5 separate regions of the Homo sapiens genome follow, and regions 2, 3, 4 and 5 are each linked to region 1. A link is an interaction called in ENCODE POLR2A ChIA-PET data of the cell type or tissue named here. Cell type or tissue: CD4-positive, alpha-beta T cell. All regions are shown on one strand. Region 1 overlaps IL19 (interleukin 19). Region 2 overlaps FCMR (Fc mu receptor). Region 3 overlaps MAPKAPK2 (MAPK activated protein kinase 2). Region 4 has its middle 31 kb from the start of IL19. Region 5 holds the start of FCMR (Fc mu receptor).

What was found. Peaks named below come from ENCODE experiments on the same cell type or tissue, not always from the same donor. Only the 100,000 strongest peaks of a DNase experiment are listed, where the experiment ranks them.
Region 2: POLR2A ChIA-PET joins it to region 1 with 11 read pairs; 11 of 35 experiments call an interaction of 5 or more read pairs at or near these places.
Region 3: POLR2A ChIA-PET joins it to region 1 with 42 read pairs; 13 of 35 experiments call an interaction of 5 or more read pairs at or near these places.
Region 4: POLR2A ChIA-PET joins it to region 1 with 12 read pairs; 14 of 35 experiments call an interaction of 5 or more read pairs at or near these places.
Region 5: POLR2A ChIA-PET joins it to region 1 with 29 read pairs; 12 of 35 experiments call an interaction of 5 or more read pairs at or near these places.

Annotation. Positions count from the first base shown.
Region 1 is chr1:206,801,177-206,805,176 of GRCh38, reverse strand. All of the region lies in intron 2 of IL19 (interleukin 19), which reads right to left. Among named protein-coding and RNA genes, the nearest start is that of IL10, 31 kb to the right of the region's middle. RefSeq lists an enhancer at 1,950-1,999. In CD4-positive, alpha-beta T cell, no CTCF peak of the experiment used is centred here; DNase peaks (open chromatin) are centred at 1,766 and 2,596; H3K27ac peaks cover 2,178 bases.
Region 2 is chr1:206,907,200-206,911,199 of GRCh38, reverse strand. It overlaps FCMR (Fc mu receptor), which reads left to right. Exons shown (of 8, transcript NM_005449.5): 5 at 860-990; 6 at 1,332-1,475; 7 at 1,680-1,738. It also overlaps the pseudogene RPL13AP8. Among named protein-coding and RNA genes, the nearest start is that of IL24, 12 kb to the right of the region's middle. RefSeq lists silencers at 1-366, 1,644-1,693. In CD4-positive, alpha-beta T cell, no CTCF peak of the experiment used is centred here; DNase peaks (open chromatin) are centred at 1,479 and 1,789; H3K4me3 peaks cover 1,522 bases; H3K27ac peaks cover 1,591 bases.
Region 3 is chr1:206,732,681-206,736,680 of GRCh38, reverse strand. MAPKAPK2 (MAPK activated protein kinase 2) reads right to left here. Exons shown (of 10, transcript NM_032960.4): 10 at 2,400-4,000. The coding sequence ends at 3,963. Among named protein-coding and RNA genes, the nearest start is that of IL19, 36 kb to the left of the region's middle. RefSeq lists an enhancer at 1,865-2,054. In CD4-positive, alpha-beta T cell, CTCF peaks have their summits at 1,770 and 1,970; a DNase peak (open chromatin) is centred at 1,940; H3K27ac peaks cover 1,587 bases.
Region 4 is chr1:206,738,160-206,742,159 of GRCh38, reverse strand. No RefSeq gene overlaps it. Among named protein-coding and RNA genes, the nearest start is that of IL19, 31 kb to the left of the region's middle. RefSeq lists enhancers at 484-593, 684-733 and silencers at 2,500-2,609, 2,640-2,689. In CD4-positive, alpha-beta T cell, no CTCF peak of the experiment used is centred here; a DNase peak (open chromatin) is centred at 2,389; H3K27ac peaks cover 826 bases.
Region 5 is chr1:206,920,804-206,924,803 of GRCh38, reverse strand. FCMR (Fc mu receptor) reads left to right here and starts at 2,863. Exons shown (of 8, transcript NM_005449.5): 1 at 2,863-2,986. The coding sequence starts at 2,950. RefSeq lists enhancers at 1,343-1,422, 2,083-2,292, 2,833-2,962. In CD4-positive, alpha-beta T cell, no CTCF peak of the experiment used is centred here; DNase peaks (open chromatin) are centred at 506, 1,533 and 2,753; H3K4me3 peaks cover 3,182 bases; H3K27ac peaks cover 3,937 bases.

The DNA of each region.
Region 1 (4,000 bases):
AAAACTAGCACAAAAAGGTAAATAACCATCCCAGGCAGCTAACTGAGAGCTATCAGAAACACATACATGACTAATAGCTAAATAAATTGTGCCGATACAGGTGTGTACTCTAGAAGCAGAGCCAGGTATGCAGACAGCAGGTAGCAGGTGATCATTTAGTGCTTGAATGATCAGAACAGTGTCCACAGAGGATCCAAGGATTGAAAGGAACTTCAAAGAAGGGTATGATTTAGAAAGGAAGGAGTCTGGTGGATTCTTCTAAAGAGCATTTCTCTGGGATTCAGATAATTTCACCCATGCAGTTAGCACCCATTCTATCCTTGAAAGATACAGCTGCTCTTCCTATAAGGTAAGAGAATTTCAGGTTTGAACAGAGAATTTTAGATTGAAAAATTCAAGCCCATTTTCTATTCTTCCACCCGCAAACAAAGGTGCGGAAAGCAGTTGAGGAAACAGGCTGAGGTGAGTTTCCTTGAAGCCTTGCTCTCTTGCATCTCTGTTTGATCCCTGGGTCATTCCCTCAGGCATCTCTGGTCAGAAACACTTTTAAACCCCAAATCTCATTCTCACTGGGTTTGCATTGTACCTGGAAAGATGCTGACACCAATAAAAGCTTGTTGCTTAAAGACACAGCCTATGACTCACACAATGCACACTTTATACACCCTAATTCCTTCCATCTGTAGTAACTTTCAGCTTCTCATTACCTAAATTATTTCAGTGCACTCAACCTGGGGGTTATTGTCATATAGGGAATCAAATGAGGTGCCAGAAACAGATAAAAATCAAGAAAACAACAATTTGAAAAGGTTATCATTGGCATCAGGGAATGTCTGTGTTGGAAAGGATCTCCAGGTTCATTAGCCCCCACTCCCAGCACAGGAACCCTCTTTGTCATGACTCGGACAGATGTTATCCAATTCTGCTTCATGACTTTCAAGACCTGGGTGCCACATTCTGCAGTTGTCATCTGCAAACTTGATAGGCAGGTGAATGTGGCAAGCAACCCATATTTAAATATACCTGAAGCCCTCCTGGAATTTACACAGCTACATCTTTCCCTGTACTGCCCTGCAAGAAGCGTGAGAGAAGAAGCTCTTCTGAGCCTCCTGCCTGTTACAGAGAGCAAGAAAGGGAAGGGAAGAGACAGGGCGAAGAGAGAAAGGATTACTTGATATTGTAGTGTTCAAGCTGGAATAATTTTCCCTCCCACCTTGCTGGAGTGCTTTCCAAGTGCTATTTCCTAGAGCAATGCCAGATTAGTTGTTCCAGAATTCCCAGGGGGCTTTGCACAGAGTCCCAGACCCTGTCCCTGAGAGTTGAATTTTGTACATCTGGGATGAAGCCTGGGCATCTCTATTTGTTAAAGCTTAGGATTATTTTGAAGTGCAGTCAGTTTGAAAGTCACTTTATTAGAGGGCTCTGGACTAGGTCACCCCATTCCTGGTGGTTGAAAAACCTCATTGCAAGCAGATCACTCCTATGTCCTCCAGCAGTTTTCTGTAAGCATGTTTTTGTGTTGCTGAAGGCAGCCCCATCAGCCCCCAGGGGAATAATCCTTTCCTGTTCTCTCCAGCCATGCTCTGTAGGATCACCTGAGGCCTGTGTCTGGGCCTCTTTATCGCAGCACAGTACAAGCATCCAGCTTGTACTCTTTGTTGTGGGCTGGCCAAGATGCTGACAGGAACAAAAATGACTTGTTTTTGAGAGTAAAGATACAAGCTTTGACTCAGATGACGCACACATGTTCATGGAGGGAGACTCTCACATCCGACCTACCTTCTTCCGTCCACAGAGAGTCACGTTGCTACTCTAACCACATCACTAATTCCGAAAGATGGGGACTCCTACACAGGGCCTCCAGGTCAATGCCTCTGATTAGGGCAGGGAACTGGAAGGCATCCAACCCCGACTTCCTGGCACCCCAAGTTCTCTCAGCAGCAACAGCGAAAGCCCATGGATGTAACTGCATTACAGAAGCCAAGGCCCTCAATGTGTAGACTCTCTGGGGTGCTATTTTAAAAGGCAGACTCTCAAGCCCCACAAAAAGATGTTTTGAAGATTGGAGTGAGGCCAGAAAATCCACCTTTTGAGCAAGCAGGACTAGGGAATTCTGAGTAAGACTAGTATTTGAACTTTACCCATTTGGGACTGAACCTCAAAGGAAAAAAGGGATCTGGAAAAGGAAATGACGTCCCCCTCGCCCTTCCAGGGCCACAGCTGCTTCTGTTCTTGAGATATTGGCCAGGCCCCTTATTTCTTTGACATTCCCCTTGCTTTCCTGTCCCCTCGTCTTCCTTAACAGTCCTTCTTATCTGCCAGAAGATTGGTCTTTCTTTAAGGCTAGCAGTTAGCCTTGATTGGGGATCCAGTTCTATACATGTGGGCATAGAGGACAGAGCAAGAAGACAGGACAAGTGAGCAGAACTATACAGGGAAGGGAGGGACAGTGTTGGAAGAGAAGCCCAGGCTTGGAACTTGCCCATGGCAAAAAAAAAAGAAAAAAAAAATTGAAAATTTGTACCCTCATTATGTCACCAGGAATTGAAATTAAGTATGACTCACGATTTACCCATGAAGCTCTTTCCCAATTAGTCTGGGTTGTGTCACCAAAAGACCTGAATTTAAGTCATGACTCCATCACTTATTGGCTTCGTGATCTTGGGAAAATTATTGAACTCTCTGACATTTAGTTTCCTTATCTGTAAAATAGGGGTAATCGCTTGATAAAGGTGCTGTTCGTTTTGATGAGGTAATATATAAAAATGCTTAGCCCAGGTTTTGGTACATGGAAGGCAGAAAAAAAAACCACCCAGATATTATGAATAATATAATTCTGTCATGTACACCTTTCCTCTCACAACCTACTGACTTACTGTAGGCACCAGGCAACCTGAATTACTAGGTGTTCTCTAGGGCCCCAATAAGCCATGTGTTTTAAAGTCTAATGGAATGGTCTAATCCCATCTCCATCACCAACTCATAAGCTGTGTGACCTTCCTTCCTGGGCCTCTGTTCCCTTCTCTATGGATCAGTGCCAATACATCAAGTTTCTGCAAAGGCCTGGTGCATTCACTGATGCACACAAGGAGCCCAGGACCATGCTGGGAGCCCCCTGTGCTGCAGCCTCCCCTTCCCCTCCTTTCCTGCAAGCTCCCATGTTTGTCCATGCCTTTCTATGGAGGTGCCTTCGTTCAAACTGTTTCTTCCACCCAAATGTCCCTTCCCTTTTTCTGCTCACTGGAGTTCTTCCCAAAGCTGCCTTCATCCTACCTCAATCCCAACAGTCAAGATACCCAGGTAATCACCCTTCATTGACAAACAGAGTATGTATTGTGAGTCTGTGATGTGTCAGGCACTGTTGCTCATGACCAGGGATATAGAGATGATTAAGGTCTAGTCCCCAAGAAATTCAGTCTACTTAAGAACATAAGAACAATATGAACATAAGAACAGATAACTGTCCTCCAAGGAAGTGGGGGTAATAATAGAAGTGACTCAAAAGTGCTGGGACAGCACAGAAGAGGGAGCTCTTGGGTCTGACTCAGGTGGGATGGAGAAGCCTTTATAGAGACACAGAACTTTGACCGGAAGGATAAGTGATGCTTGACAGGGAGAGAAGAGGGAGTAGTTTGTCTAAGACTGACCCAGAGCCATAGAGGTCTGAGATAGGCAGTTGGGCCAACAGTGCTGGAGGCTGACCAGGAATGGGGAGGGCACAGAGACAGAGCTGGAAAGAGACAAGGACCAGGTGCCAATGGCCTTGAGTCTGGCCAGGGAAAGGTCCAGGAAGTTGCCTCCATTCCACCCCCCGCCTCCAGGCACATGAGGACAGTGGAGAGCAGATCTGTCATCTCCAAGGAACATTCCAGAGCAGGAGCAGTCCATGGAAATCCCTCATCTCTAGTCCCACTCATATCATTGGCTAGAAGGCCATGGGCTACAGGCTTGTAATTCAAAGGACACAGGGGTCTGGAGGCAGACATCTGTGGTTTTTTTT
Region 2 (4,000 bases), 110 kb before region 1:
AAAGGTGATAGTGAGAAAGAGGACCTCCAAAATCATTTGGGTTCTATAGGTAGGAGAAACTGGGGCCATGAGAACCAAGTGGTTTCAAACAGAACCAGGACTCTTGCTTCCTACCTATTAGTAGGGAAAACATCAAGGTCAACCAGCATTTTCTTATTCTCTACTATGTGGCAAGCATTGTGCTATGTCCTGAAGATATAAGAAGATGACAATATGCAATATCCAGATCTTACTAACATAAGTCTGACTTGATAAAGTCTGAAACAGGCATGACCACAGAATTGGAAACCCAAAGCGCACACACACACACACAAATCTGGCTTACCATAATTAGGAAGAAAAGAGGACTTACACAATGTCCTTTAAGAAAAGTAAGATTTCAATATGCAGAGAAAATTGAGGGGAAAACTTCTAGGCAGAAGGAGCACTATGAGAAAAACATCCTTTCCCCCACCATTATAAGGAACTAGCCCAGTCAATATCTGCAATAATCTCGTGAAGAAACTAAGGTGCTGAACACCGGAAGGTGCATTAAATTCTTTATATCCACTCTTATTTCATCCTCATAACAGTTCTGTGAAATAGATTTTACTATACCTATTTATGGAGAGATAAGGCTCAGAGAGGTTAGGAGACTCGTTCGAGATCACACAACCAGTAAAAGGCGGAATATGAATTTGAATTCAAGTTTCGTGACTCCATAGGCAAGTCTTTTTGAGGGGGGAGTGGAGTGAATTCTGTTAACAAAAGGACAAACCTGTAAGTCATCTCCAAAAACGTTGGCTACACAGGAGCAAGCCCTCAACCTACCTCCTTTAATAATCTCTTCCTCCCTCTCTCCCTTTCCTTCCCTCCCCAGAGCACTGGACTATGGCTCACAGTCTGGGAGGGAAGGCCAAGGATTTCACATCCTGATCCCGACCATCCTGGGCCTTTTCCTGCTGGCACTTCTGGGGCTGGTGGTGAAAAGGGCCGTTGAAAGGAGGAAAGGTGAGCGGCTGGGCTTCGGTAGGGAGAGCTGAGCTGCCCAAAGAGCCCACAGCGTTCAGAACCCCCTTTTGAACTTCCATGGGAAACTCGGAGCTTTTGATGAGCAGCCTGGGGTGTAGGGAAGTTAGGGAAGTGGGGGCCACTGGTCTGAGGAGGAGAGCGGCCTGGGCCCTTTGGTCTTCAGGGCAGGGCAAGGCCGTGCCTCGTACATTCCCCACGCTTGGAGCATCTCCAGGTCAGACACTGCCAAGCCCGAGGGAGGAGGCAGCCTTTCGTTTGGGGAGGGTGGCACGGGCCTCTGATGCCATTTTCCTCCCTCTTCCCGTGGCTTTGTGGGGAAGCCCTCTCCAGGCGGGCCCGCCGACTGGCCGTGAGGATGCGCGCCCTGGAGAGCTCCCAGAGGCCCCGCGGGTCGCCGCGACCGCGCTCCCAAAACAACATCTACAGCGCCTGCCCGCGGCGCGCTCGTGGAGCGGACGCTGCAGGTGAGCCGCCGGGCGGGCCACGGGGAGTAGCGGAAAGAGTGCGCTGGCTCCGGGAAAGCCGGGCGCAGCGGGGCGCGCTCCCAGGTGCCAGGGCTTCCCACAGGGTGGAGCTGGGAGTGGGGCGGGGGTGGAGCTGGGAGTAGTAGCATGACGGTGGGGCGGGAGCCTCGGCCGCCGCCTCACCTCGCCCTCGCTGTTCCCTAGGCACAGGGGAGGCCCCCGTTCCCGGCCCCGGAGCGCCGTTGCCCCCCGCCCCGCTGCAGGTAAGCTCCGCTCCTGCCCTGATTGGCAGCCGCGGCCCGACTGGGCGGCCCCAGCCCTGGGCGGGGACCCGAGTGTGGCTTCCCGCGCCGCCGCCGCCGCGATCCGGAGAGCGGGTTTCCCAGCAGCTCCTGGGCCCTGAGCCGAGGAACAAGTTGTTTTAGTTTCCTCCTTGTTTGGTGTCAGGAGGTTGAATACCGGGAACTGTAGAAGACCTGGTTCCGTGGCTTCTAGCCAAGCAGTTGTCACGGGATACCTGCGTGCTGGATGCAGCTGGCTTAGCAGAGAATGATAGGTGGCAGCTCCACAGTTATGTGAAAGGCTTTCTCGTGGAGGAGATTAGATTTCTAGGGGGTCCTAGGGAGGTGGAAGCTACCTAGACAGTTCACCTTCCTGTGCGCGAGAACTTTCTAGTAAACTCTCGAAGATGAGAGGAGGTAATTTACCTTTCTCTGGAGGCGGTTAAGCTTGGCTAGAGGATGACTTGGGAGAGATGTAGACAGGGTTCAACACCTTGAGTGAGGAGGATTCATCTTTAAATCTAGAGTGGATGGAGGGAACTCGCGTTTCCACTCAGGGCCACTGATGGTTGGGTAGAAAGCCTTTATCCGTTCATCTTTAAGAATTGAGATGAGAAAGCTTTTTATTCTCTAAAGCAGCCTACAGTGTCCAAAACACGCAGAGCCCAGAATAAAGCTTTTTTTAAAAGGGTGTGGTAAAAATCCCTGTTTTTTTTTTCTTTAAAAATAATTTATTTGATCCTGATTACAAAATACAGGTGAGGAGCACAGGCAATTCCTGTAACCCCTTGGTCGCACATCTTCCCAGTCTATGGTTCTATAAATACCCTTTGTACAACAGCAAGCTCATGTTGTCCCCAAGCGCTTGCACATTCTAACAGCTGCAGAGCTATATTACCAGGTGGAAAGTTAAACAGACGCCCCACTCACAAGGTAGGGCCCCTCCAATTAGTCTTCCGACTCCTTTTTGCTAATAGTAACTGGTTGCTCTTCCTATTGGTCATAGATAAATTACACCTGCACAATTCCCTGAGTGCTTTCAAGTAACCTCAGAAAGCAGTGACTAAGACCCTTTCCTTGCTCCCAGCTTCCTATGTCCCAGGCTGCCTGTGGCACCCGGACTGCTGCTGCCCCTGGGTCCCGCACATTCCAGGGCGACGATGGAGGAAGGGCAGGCCAGGCCAAGCATGAGGAATTAACAGTCTTTATTGGGCTCAGACCAGGAGCCCGTGGGTCTTGAGGACCTCTGTGTATTTGTCAGTTTTCTTCTCCACGTTCTTCTCGGCCCGTTTCCGTAGCCTCATGAGCTGTTTCTTCTTCCTGTAGTGGAACTTGGCCTTCTCCTTCCACTTCTCCTCCAGGGTGGTTATCACTGCCTGGTACTTCCAGCCACCATCGTGAGCCAGGCGCTCCAGATAGGCAAACTTTCTTGTAAGCTTCAGACGCACGACCTTGAGGGCAGCAGGAACCACCATCCGCTTTTTCTTGTCGTAGGGCAGTAGGATGCCGTCAAACACCTTGAGGTGGTCCAGGGCGGCCTGGCCTCACTTGGTCTCTTGGGGCAGCAAGCCTCGTACTTGTGCCACAAGATGCGGCTGGGGGCCGGGAAGTGGTAGGGACCTCGGGAAGGGTTGGTGTTCATCCGCTTGCGGGGGAAAGCCAGGTACTTCAACTTGTTTCTGTAGAAATTGCCAGAAATGTTGATGCCCTCCCAGCGTACGACAACCACCTTCCAGCCCAGCAGTACCTAGTTAGCCACGATGGCCGCCAGGGGGCCCAGGAGATGGCCTCCACCATCAAGCACCAGGACCTGCACCCCCGCCATCTTCGGCAGCCGCCTGGGAAAAGAAAATCCCTTGTTTAATTCGCATGTAGACTAAGCTAATGCAGCAGACTCCAAAAGACAGGGCCCACACGGTGGAAGCCTACTTCCCCCTCCCCAAATAAAGGCTCAGACAGGGACAGGAAGAGGTGGCCTGAGCCAGTGAGCCAAGAGGTCATCTCGGGACTGAAATTCCCTCTGTCTGGTTGCTGCGCCATCCTCTGGAGTCTTGCCAGCTCCATGGTCAGTACACAGGCACCAGGACCGTGTGCACGTCCCAGCTTACAGGAGGGAGGAAGAGAATGCTGCTTCTTAAGCCCATGACCCTGACGTTTCCCACCATTTCCACTTGCATCCTAGAGGCTGAAACTTAACCATGTAGTGAACCTCCCTTCAAGGCAGGCTGAGAAATTTAATCCCCA
Region 3 (4,000 bases), 68 kb after region 1:
GTCTCAGATAAATAAATAAATCCACCATCTCACTGAATCCTTAAAACAGCCACAGGCCTAGGACTATCACCCTCATTCTATAGCAAAGAAAACTAGACCTTCCTCAGTGGAGTGGAATCCAGCCTCATATCTCCTCTCCTCCCCGCCCCCTCTGCACTCCCTTACCAAGACGATGTCCATGGGCTTTCTTAAAGAAGCTCTAAACTTGGAAACAGGAGATCCAGGTCAGAATCCCTGACTAGCTGTGTGATGCTGGGCGAGTCCCTTTACTCCTCTGAGTTGGAGTTTCTTACAGGTAAGCTGGAAACGAGACTGACTACCTCAGAGGGTTCTGATAATGAAGAGATGGAGGGGAAGAGCCCAGCATCGGTACTTGGTAGGGGCCCAGGAGTGTCTCTATGCTCCTCTTTACATCTCACACTACTTAAGGGTGTTCAAGAAGCACACCTGCTCCTGAACCCATGCAAGCCAGCATCTGCCTTTAGGGACAAAAGTTTCCATTGCCATCCCACCCAGGCATTTAGCAGAGGTGTTAAGCTCTCCCTAGAGACAGGGACTCGCAGGGCCATGCCAGCATGGAAGGTCAGGGACATGGGCATGGGGGTGAAAAGCTGTGGCAAGACCCCACTAACCATGCCAGACCCCTCCTGGCCCTTCGCCCCAGCCATTTTCCCTGAAAGCCAACCCCAGCCTGAATCCTTGCTGACCACAAAAGCATCCTCCTGAAATGGGCTGAGTCAGGGAAGGAAGCAAAACACAAGGGCCAACGTTGGGCATGAGGCCAAGAAGGCTGTGCAACGGGCCTCTGTGGCAGAATCCTGGCCCCCAGTGATGCCCATGTCTTGGTCCCCAGACTGTGGCTATGTTCCCTTACATGGCAAAGGGGACTTTGCAGATGGGATTACGGTTAAGGGCCCTGCAATGAGGAGATTATCCTGGATTATCTGAGTGGGCTCAATCTTATCACACCAGCTGGGTCAGAGAAGTGACCACAGAAGGATCAGAAAAATGCAAGGTTGCGGTTGAAGATGGAGAAAGGGGGTCATGACCCAAGGAATGCAGGAAGCCCCTAGAATTGATAAAGGCAAGGAAACACCCTCCAAAGAGGAATGCAGCCCTGCTGAGACCTGGACTCCAGCCAGCCTAGTGAGACCCTATCACACTCCTGACCTACAGAACAGGAATATCATAAATTTGTGTTGTTTTAAGCCATAAAATTAATATGGCAGAAGCTTTGTTAACAGGAAACTAATAACAGCTTCTAAAGATAGCAGAACTCTGACAACTTCCTCTCCTTCTCTCCCTGACTCCCTCCTAGCACCCCTTATTCCTCCTTCTTGGGTTATTGCTTCTAACACCTTCATAAGTGCAGACAAAATAAGTGGATTTCTCTGAAAGCAAACCCCCATGCTGGTTTGTTTTGAGCTGTGATTTTAGAGTGATGAGTAGTGTCTCAAGGCGAGAACCAACCTCAGCAACCCACTGTCATGAAGGGGAGGTCCAGGGCCTGCTGTTCCCAGGAGCTGAGGGTGGAGACATGGTCCTTCTGGCAGCAAAGGGGACAAGCAGGTCTCTCCTCCAGCGGGGAGAGGGATCTGAGTTCCAATCCCACCATGCAACTGTGGCACATCATCCCACCTTCTCAGTCACTTTCCTCACACATAAAACAGCAATCAGCAGCCGCCCTGTACTGTCTCTTGCTGGCAGCTCTGAGGGTCACATAAGAAAATGCGGGTGACACAGTGAAGGATGTGCTATTTTCCCATCTGACCCGGAGGGACTGCAATGGGGCAGGTAGCCCAGTTTCTACTTTAGGCTCTGCTGCGGGTCAAGTCATCATGTGGCCCCAGCTCTGGGCTTCAGTCTTCTCATCTGTGCACTGAGAATGGGCCACAGGAACCATGAAGTCTCTTCTAGCTCCGAGGTAGAGCCTTTGGTTTCTGCCTGACCCCTATCACCGCCTCCTGGAGAGTGCCGGTACTACACTAACCTGCTCCCCTGGTATCTTTACCAGGATTTCAACCAAATTCACCAGCACCCCCTCTTCCCTGGACCCTATACCAGCTGGCTTTCGCAGGCTAAAGGTGCCAGCACCTGGTGGTGGCTATGTAGGTCAAAGAATCATATGCCAAAAAGAGCTTGGCTCCTGATTCTGCATTTGGCAAAAGAAGATGGGCTTGAGCCCTTGCAGCCTCCCTGTCCTGCTTTAAGGATGCCCTACACACATCCTGCCCAGGTCCTCACCAATGAGGTGCTGGCTCCTGCTCGCCCAGGAGGCCCTCCGCTCCTCTCCCAGGACCCCCAACCCACACCCTCACCACCCAACAAAACCCCTCTGCACATAGAGGCGGTGGGGGGTAAGGCCTGAGCCCCAGGAAGAAAGAGAAAGAAAAACTCTCAACTATTAAATCTGTTTAGTAAAGACAATTTCGCTCATACAAAACAACAGTTTACAACAATCGAGTGCTGGACACACCATCTGAGACAAGGGAGGCGCTGCAGGCACCCAGCGCCTTCCCCCATACACAAAGACGACCCTGGGCGCCCCTCCACCACCTGCCCCTGAGGGAGAGGAAAGGTGAAGTATTCCTGCCACCTCTCCCTCCAAGGGAAGGGGGAGTGGGGGGCCATGGCACAGACAGCCTACCCCAGCTGCTCCTCATCTGTGCTGGGGGAGGCCCCTCCCCTCACCGGCCCCGAAGCTGAGTTGTTTGGGGTGATGGCAAATGGCTGATGGGCAAGGGGGCAAAGTCAGGACATCTTTGGTGCAAAGACTCCCCCTGACCCACCAGGCCACACAATGGAAATCTGAGGGAAGACTTCAAAAGTGGCCCTGCCTTTGCCCACAAGGGGTAGCTGGCTGATGCCCCAGAACCCAGGACAAACACAGGAAATGCAAAAGCTCTGCCAACAGAAGCTGCCCAGGCTCACCTACATGAGCTGGGCGGTGGCCCATGGAGAAATGGCTAAAAATTTAAGGAAAATAAACAAAAATGGGTTAATAATGGCAAGAAGGGGAAGTAGAGAGGTCATTCAGTAGATGAGTGCCTCAGAGGACCTAGGACCAGCACTAAGTGGGGGGAGGGGGGCCCTGGGGGCTGGGGGTCCAGTCTTCCTGATCGCAGTGCCAGTGCCCGGTCACTCCTCTCTGCCTCCCGGAACCCAGCTAATAGAGACAGGCCACAGAGGGCCTGTTTCAGAATCTGGGTGGGCTTCCCAGGCACTTTGGCAGGCTCAGTATGGGCAGGGCAGACCCAAGAAGGGAGAAGGTTCCTAAGCCCCAGCAGGGCCGTCTCCCTCTGCAGCCCTGCCTGCCCCTGGCCCCTCAAATGCACGATCCCAGGCACAGATCTGCGCACTCATACACACGTGTGCACACACACACACACACACACACACATACACTCACTCCTATTTGTCTGGCACACTGGAGATGTCTGAGGGCTCCGAGAGAGGAAGTGCGTGGCATCCTCCTCCAAGGTGGCCTTGAGCTCCCAGAACGCGTGAGCCAGCGGGGACAACCCCAGGCTGTTGTGGAGAAACAGGGAGGGCAGATGGGACAACACAGGGACAATCCCTATGACAGTTTCCACAAATACCCTCTAACAAACCACAAGCCTTTGCAGTATCCAGAGAGGAAGGCGTCTGGTGGAGAGGAGTGGGGCAAGGACAACAAAAGAGGTTTCGTAAAAACTCTAAGTCAAATTACTGATAAAATTGCAAAATGAGCACAGGTTCAAGAGCACCTTGCTCACTTCTCTCCACAGCCTCCCAACCTCCCAGCCTCTCCCACTCTGGGGTGGCCAGAACCAAGGCAGAATTCAGTCACTGATGCAGTTCCAGGCTCCATGCAGCTGAGGAGGAGAGGAGGCAGATGTGGACAGTTCTGTCTCTTCGTTTAAAAAATATATTCCTGTAGAGAGTTATTGCTTGTCCTCCCGTGGGCAGGAGGGCGCGGTGGCTCAGTGGGCCAGAGCCGCAGCCTCCAGGGCCCGAGCTT
Region 4 (4,000 bases), 63 kb after region 1:
CTTTATGAGAGAAAATAGGGAGTGTGAAGCGAGGCTGGGGAACCACCGGTGTGTGACCCCACTAAGGAAAGAGGGAGAGGAGGATGTGCACAAGGGCCCCAGGCACAAGTGTCTATGAAGTTGCCAGGGGCAAAGCTGGCCATCCTTCGAGTCCTGGTTCTCCCAGGAACGGGTGCGTCTTCACATCCCTGTTGTACTGTCATTGACTGGGAGCACGAGAAAGGAAGTGTGGCCTCCACACAAATGAGACAATGAATTTCAGAGTGCCATAGCTGGGGCCCTTGGACAAATAAGCTCCCCATAATAGGAGGTCTCTGGGGCACATGTTCATGGGTGCCTCAATAATAATTCCCATTTTACCGGTTGACAAGCTGAGGCTCAGAGAGGACAAGTCATCTGCTCATAGTTGGGACCCAGCTTAGAGTAACTCCAAAGATTTATCTTTGTGCCATATGCAACTGAGCTACTGACCACCACATCCCAAGCCATCCCCAAGACTGATGCCTCAGATTCGGTACCCAGCAGAGGGCTGGGCACACAATCAGTGTCACATTGGGAGGCAATGTGGCTGAGCTCCTGTCTAGTGAGCTCCTGTATAGTGGGTCCTGCATGTGTCCTGTGTGCCCCACAACACCTACAACCCGGAGTCAAAGCCGCCTCCTCCTCCCTGCTATTCCTAACCAGAGGCGTGCCTCCTCTGTAACTTCCCACAGCACTCTGGGCCTCTCTTACAGCACCCACCAGAGTCAGCCTTATGTCACTTATGTTATGTGCACACTTGTCATCCCCCACAGGCATTTGCATGCCAGTCAGAGAAGCAGGTAGCCCGGTCAAGATCAAACACCAGGAGGCCAAACAAGGCTGAACCTCAGATTTTTGTCTTTGAGCCATTCTGCCTACATGCCCAAAATGTATGCAAATAACCATAATTGAGTGAGCAGGGCCACTGATATGGGGAGATGTTGAAGGAATCCCCTAAACCCCTCTACAGCTGACTTTTCCACTCGCCCACAATGTGGCCAAGGGTCTACATCTATCAGTTTTGGGAAGTGCTATAAATGCCCTTTTACTCTCGGCTGACTGACTCTACCCCCAGATTTGCTGCTGACAGCAAACCCTTTCGTAAAGCTCTCACTTGGAAAGCAATATGCAAAGTGCATTCATTCATAAATCGATACTGTCTTTTTGGCAGTCCCTATCAAAAACTAAAATGTGTATACCCTTAGATCTTGCCATTCCACTACTAGGGATCTATACTACAGAAATCCTTACACACACACTCGAAGATACTGTACAAGATATTTGTGAGATCTATATAAATAGTAGAAAAAGGGGGGGAGGGTAGTCCTTCAGTGCAAATGAGGTTAAAAGACAAATAAAAAAGAAAGGAGGTGAGAAATATCCATCCACAGCAGATAAATTGTGGTACATCATACTATAAAATACTCTGCAACTATTTAGAAAAAGAATGATAGTTCTATGAGTTTGATCATGGAAATTCACAAGATATGCTAAGTGAAAAAAGCAAGCTGTATGTTGTTTCATGGGTATGAAAAAGTCTGTCAGTTGCACAACAATGTGAACATACTAGTGAAGTTTACAGTTAAAAATGTTTAAGATGGTAAATTTTCAGTTAAGTGTATTTTATCACAATTTTTTAAAAGCAGGTTGCAGAACAATATGCCTAATGATTCCATTTGTACTTGTTATAACTGCCAAAGAAACTTCTCAGTTGTGCTTATAAGTATATTTGTATCTAGATAAATTTTCAGAAACTTTTTGGATAAAAATTTCAAAAAAAATAAAGCTGTTCAATGAAGTTTTTTCTGGAGAGGGAATTGGCATCACTGAGGTGGAGACGTTATAAAGAGAAAGGTTCACGCCTCACTCTGTATGTCTATATATGTACATATAATGTCTTGTTTGAGTTACTAAAATTACTTGTGTTAATTTTCCTTTAGATGCTTTCATCCATCCAACAGATACTAAGCACCTACCCTGAGTCAGCTGTCATTTTCAGAGCCTGAAATAAGCCGATCAGACTGAATTTCTCGTCTACCCTTTCTCTTCCTTGCACACTGGCTCAAAGAATGCCTGGCTGTCATCCTTCCCCTCCTGCCCTCGACCCTCCTGTGGGTGGGTAGGGCTAGAGTCTCACTATGAGGACCATTTCCTTAGAATAGGTTTGTGACCAGAAAAGGAGACAGCTGAGTGCCAGAAAACCAAAGGCCCCTCTAGGTCTTACTACAAATACCAGGTCTCTCTGCACCACAGACTCCAGCTAACCAAGGTCTCTGTCTTAGACTTAGATGAGATCGTGGTTTCTTTCAAAAGTAAACCTTTGACTGGTGAATTCAGAACCACATGTCTCCAGATCAGAAGGTAAGGGCTAGGAGAACTCAGCTCATTCTGAAACTTGAGGCCTTATTACCCCAAGAGGCAGTAGCTGTTTGAGGAACAAGAGACCCACAGCTGCCTGGACAGAGGAAGGAGCAAGATCACGTTTCACACACTCGGACAGCAGTAGTCAGAGCTAGTAACTGCCCGGGGCTAGGACCAGAGCCACCCAGACAGGATGCTCATTTGCATAACTTGTACAGATACTTTGCATATCAGGGTCCTGGAAACACTACTACCCTAGGATCAGAGAGGTTGAGACTAGTATTTGGTCACACAGGACCTCAGAGACAAAACCAAAACCAAGGGGTGGGGGAGGACTTAGGAAGGGAGGACTCATGAAGGGGGAAAGTGGAAAGTCAGTCCTGGTATTTCACTTGCAAATCCTGGCAGGGGTGTGGGATGGCAGTAGGAAACTTTACTGTCCCTGAGAGCAAGAAAGTTATGCAAACAAATGCATTTGCATGGCAGCCCTGGTCCCTAAAAATGACTTATCAAACACAGGTTCCACCACCTTGGCAGCCCCACCTGAAATCCTGCAGGCTTGACAGCCAAAAGACTTCCTGGCCAGAGGCTCTGGGCAGTAACTTACCTTCCAAGCAATTATGACTCCCTCTAGAGGAGACAAGTAAATTCCAAGGTAATTCTGGGTTCCAGATGGTGGTGTGTTAAAAATGGAAAGGGTGGACGCCAAGTATATTGACATTTTTGTGTGTGAGTGCCAGGGAGGCTCCCAAGGGCTCCACTTTTAAACTGAGTGGAGTAAGAACCATGAGGACAAAGGGATGAGAAAGGCCTTTTAGTGGCAGAGGGAAGAGGGGCAAGGAAGCCCCTAACAATTGCTCATCCTGCTCTTCCAGGAGGGCTCTCAATTTCATGTAATGTCATCATTTTCCATGATGATTCAGAAAGTGCCTAACTACAAAAGATCTAAGTTTAAGGTGTACCACTGTAACACTTTTTAAAAAATTAATGAATTGAGTGAAACGTGGCAAAAGCCCCATCAGCCCACATCCCCAAATTTTGTTTTTCAGGGAGCAAACATCATTTATGAGGCAAATCCAAGTTGGAGGGGCTGGAAAGGGAAAATGGACAGAAAACACCAAGGGCACCCCACAGAGAGGAGTAAATCAGATTTCCATGAGCAGAACCCATGAGGGGTCAAAGGTCAAGCTAACGAGATGAGCAGACAGACAGCAGTTCAGACCACAAGACAGGAGGGGTGAACCTGTTGGAGAAGGAAGGATCTAGCTCTTGCAGAGAGAAGTGAGAGCAGAAATGCAATGGGGAAATCTCCATCATGCTATTCCATTTTCTGCCATCAAAACTGTCAGTCAGGTGCCAGCTTGAAGGGCTGCTAGGAAGCTCTCCTGGGTCTCTAACAGAATAGCTCCACCTTATGCACTCCAACCACCTCTGCTCCTGTTCTGGAGAGCATCAGTTCTTCTGTTACAGCGATGCCCGCCACTTCTCTATGCTGAGCTCCACAAAGGCTAGACCCACTTCTGGACTCATCTGTGTGTCTCCGAAGTCCTAAGCACTGGGCATGACACAGAGGAGGTGCTCAAGATGAGCTGAATGTTGAAAATGTGACATTTTTACT
Region 5 (4,000 bases), 120 kb before region 1:
CCCTGATCTTCACAGACATGCACACACACTCACACTCCACAGAGCACACACACAACCACACACCACACACACACACTCAACCACACACCACACACTCATAACCACACACCACACACTCACACACTCTACAGAGCACACACACACTCATGGACGCACACCACACACACACAACCACACACCACACACACACTCAACCACACACACACTAGACAGAGCATAGAGTGCGCACACACACACTCATAGCCACACACCACGCAGTGACACACACTCATAACTACATACCACACACAACACATAGCACACACACATAGCCACACACCACACATTCACACACACTCATAGCCACACACCACACATTCACACACTCCACAGAGCACACACACACTCATGGACACACATCACACACACAATCACACACACATAACCACACACCACACACACTAGACAGAGCACACACACTCATAGCCACACACCACACACACACTCCACAGAGCACACACACACTCATAGCCACACACCACACACACACTCCACAGTGCACACACACACTCATAGCCACACGCCACACACTCACACACTCTACAGAGCACACACACACTCATGGACACACACCACACACACAATCACACACACATAACCACACACCACACACACTAGACAGAGAACACACACACTCATAACCACACACCACACACTCACACACTCAACCACTCACACACTAGACACAGCATAGAGTGTGCACACACACACTCATAGCCACACACCACGCAGTGACACACACTCATAACTACATACCACACACAACACATAGCACACACACATAGCCGCACACCACACATTCACACACACACATACATCACACAGCCACGCATCCTACATTCACACACATACCACACAGCACATACACACTCATAGCCACACATCATACATTCACACAGACACATTACACATAACACACTCACACTCTCATAGCCACACACTACATGTTCACACTCACTACACACACTCACACTGTAGCCACACACCACACACACACCACACACGTATCACACAACATACATTGCACCCTTACACACACCTCAGACACACACCACACATACTTCACACGCTCAAACATCAGAGTCATACAACACACATCATACACTCACACATTCATTCATACATATATTCATACTCACACACTCTTGCCCCCACACACATCACGTTCATTCACTCATATTCCCCTTCTCTGTCTCTCCAAGACAGCCCCAGGCCTCAAGCCCAGTGCATGGTGGAGCCCAGCTGTGTGACAGCTCTGGGGCATTGGGAAGAGCCCGCTAAGTAGGGAAGGGTGGGGCTAATCCCAGCTGGGAGCTCTGGCACTAAGGAGAGGCCCGAGGCTGCCCTCTGCCATCTTGGCCCATTTCAGGGCTGGAGGACATCACAACCACAGCTGCTCCGGGCCAGGGGAGATTCAGATAGGGATGGGGCAGGGCAGGCTGCCCACCCCCCCACACACTTCCTCTGCACCTGCTCTGAGCCTCACATTCAACTTCCACCACGGATGTTGTTGTTTTAGAGAACATGTGACAAATCTGCTGTGTGGGGGCGAGCAGGGAGTGGCTGACACAACCACTGTGGAGCCCGGGTCTGTCAGGCACATCCCCCCAGAAACAGTGTGAGTATAGCCCGGATCCTCCAGGGGCACAAGAGGTCCTTTCACCTGGGGTTGGGGCCCTGAGAACTGACCTCCAGGGATGAAACTTCCAGGAACAGAGCCCTGAGAATGCCCTCATAAGTAATACCCCTGCGCAGCTCACAGTGAAGGCTTCTTAAAGCACTTCCATGCCTGTGAGTTCTGCTGGGCCTCAGAAAAGCCATGTGAGGTGGGCAGGGTAGGGGCAATCCCTACTTTATCAAGGAAAAAACCGAGGCCCAGGGAAATTTGCCCAAAGCTAGAAAGTGCCAAGCCAGTACAAGACCTGAGGTCTTCTGACTTGCATCCAAAACTCTTCCCAAGATGCCCTGTGGCCTCAGCATCTCTCTCCATCAGTCATGGGCCTTACCCTTGGGCCCTTGGGGTCCTGAAGGAGAGCTCTACCAGGGTGCTGTGACTTCAGGCAAAGTGGCTGCATGACCTGTCACACCCCAGTTCTGGCATTGCCTTGGTGGTCACTGGACAGAGGCCTGAGCCCTTGCCACAGGGCAGCACCTTGTGGGGACACTTTGGGGAGATTAAGGGTGAAGGTTGGCTGAGGTGCTGGGGAGCTATGTGAAGTCCTCAGGAACTGTGTTCTGCAGGAGGGAATGGCAGGGATCATCTAGTCCCAGCTTCGTTTATTTCCTAGATGAAGAAATTCAGGCTCAGAGAAAAGTAATGGATTGCTCAAAGTCCTTAGTTAGTACCCCCACATAGAAGGTGCTCAAAAACTATTGTAAAGGTGAGTTAACTGGTGACTGGTAAGGACTACAGTCAGCATCTTCTGACTTCAGGCCCAAGCGTCTGCCCATACAGCCTTTCTCAGGCAGGGAAAATTGGTGATAAGGCTCTTTTATCCTGAAGGCAGAATGAAAGCAAATGACCCCAGCACGGAAGCCAATGAGTATACATAAAGCACGGGAGGCCCTGCTAAGAAAAAGCACCAAGACAAAGGAATATCAGGCCTGGTCACTGCTAATAGTCTGGAGGAACTTCTTAGATGCCTTTTGAACAGGGTGACCCTTTCTTACTCCACACAACATGTTTTCTCAGCTCCTGACTTCCGCTGTGGTTTGTCAGCACTCTCTTTTTAGCCTGAGAATAGTTAGCAAACAAGGGAGGTTGTCATTTCCTCATCGTCAAGCTTTGTTCCTCGTGGGGGCTAGAAATCTCTTTCCAGTTCCAGATTGTGAAGGGTTCCTGAGTAAGCAGCGTGTCTCCATCCCCCTCTCTAGGGGCTCTTGGATGGACCTTGCACTCTAGAAGGGACAATGGACTTCTGGCTTTGGCCACTTTACTTCCTGCCAGGTAAGTACCGTGGGGAAACACTTCAGACCTCTGAATGAGGCTTGAATTGGCCACAAGTAGAATAATTGCCTGGTAGCTCTAGCTCTGATGTTTCTGGATGGATTCAGTTGTGAACCAACACCTAGGGCAGGACAAGAATGGAGGCCATGTGAGGTGTTGGATGCCTTCCTCACTCCATGGTAATGCTCCTTTCTCCACTCCAGACACTCTCCTGTTTCAGTCAGGTGTTAACTCTATCACCCAGGCTGGAGTGCAGTGGTGTGATCATGGCTCACTGCAGTCTTGTACTCCTGGGTTCGAGTGATCCTACCACCCCAGACTCTCTAGTAGCTAGGACTACAAGTGCATGCCACCATGCCCAGCTAATTTTTAATTTTTTTGTAGAGATGGAGTCTTGCTGTGTTGCCCAGGATGGTCTTGAACTTGTGGCCTTAAGTGATCCTCCTGGCTCAGCTTCACAAAGCGCTGGGATTACAGGTGTGAGCCACTGTGCCCAGCCAGGTGTTAACTCTTAAGAGCTGAAGGTGTCATCTCTCCTAAACATATTAGCCTATTAATATGGGATCTTAAAGCAAGTGTCTCCGTACTTCTTTCTTCTTACCTCTACACTCTTTCTATAGATCTTTTTCAGTCCCGAATTTCCAACTTTCAACCCTAAATGAAAATTCCGTAATCCATTCAGTAGCTCTAATCTATTTCCTGAATTCCATATCTCAACTTACAACTGTCTCCTGGGCAACCTCTGCTTCAATATTCCACCAAGATTTGAAATGTAAACTGCCTAACCTTACCTCAATTCTTCATTGATCACCATCCAAACCAGCTATTTCACCTGTCTGAAGTATCGCTGATCATCAGCCACAAAATGCCAGAATGGCTAATTACCACCTCTTCCCATGTATCCTCATTCAGACCTTGATCCAGTCAATGGCCAAATCATTGCAGTTTCTAGATCCATGTCTACTGGGATAAGAAGCAGCAGCAATTGATACTAGGAAGGTAACAGAGGAAATG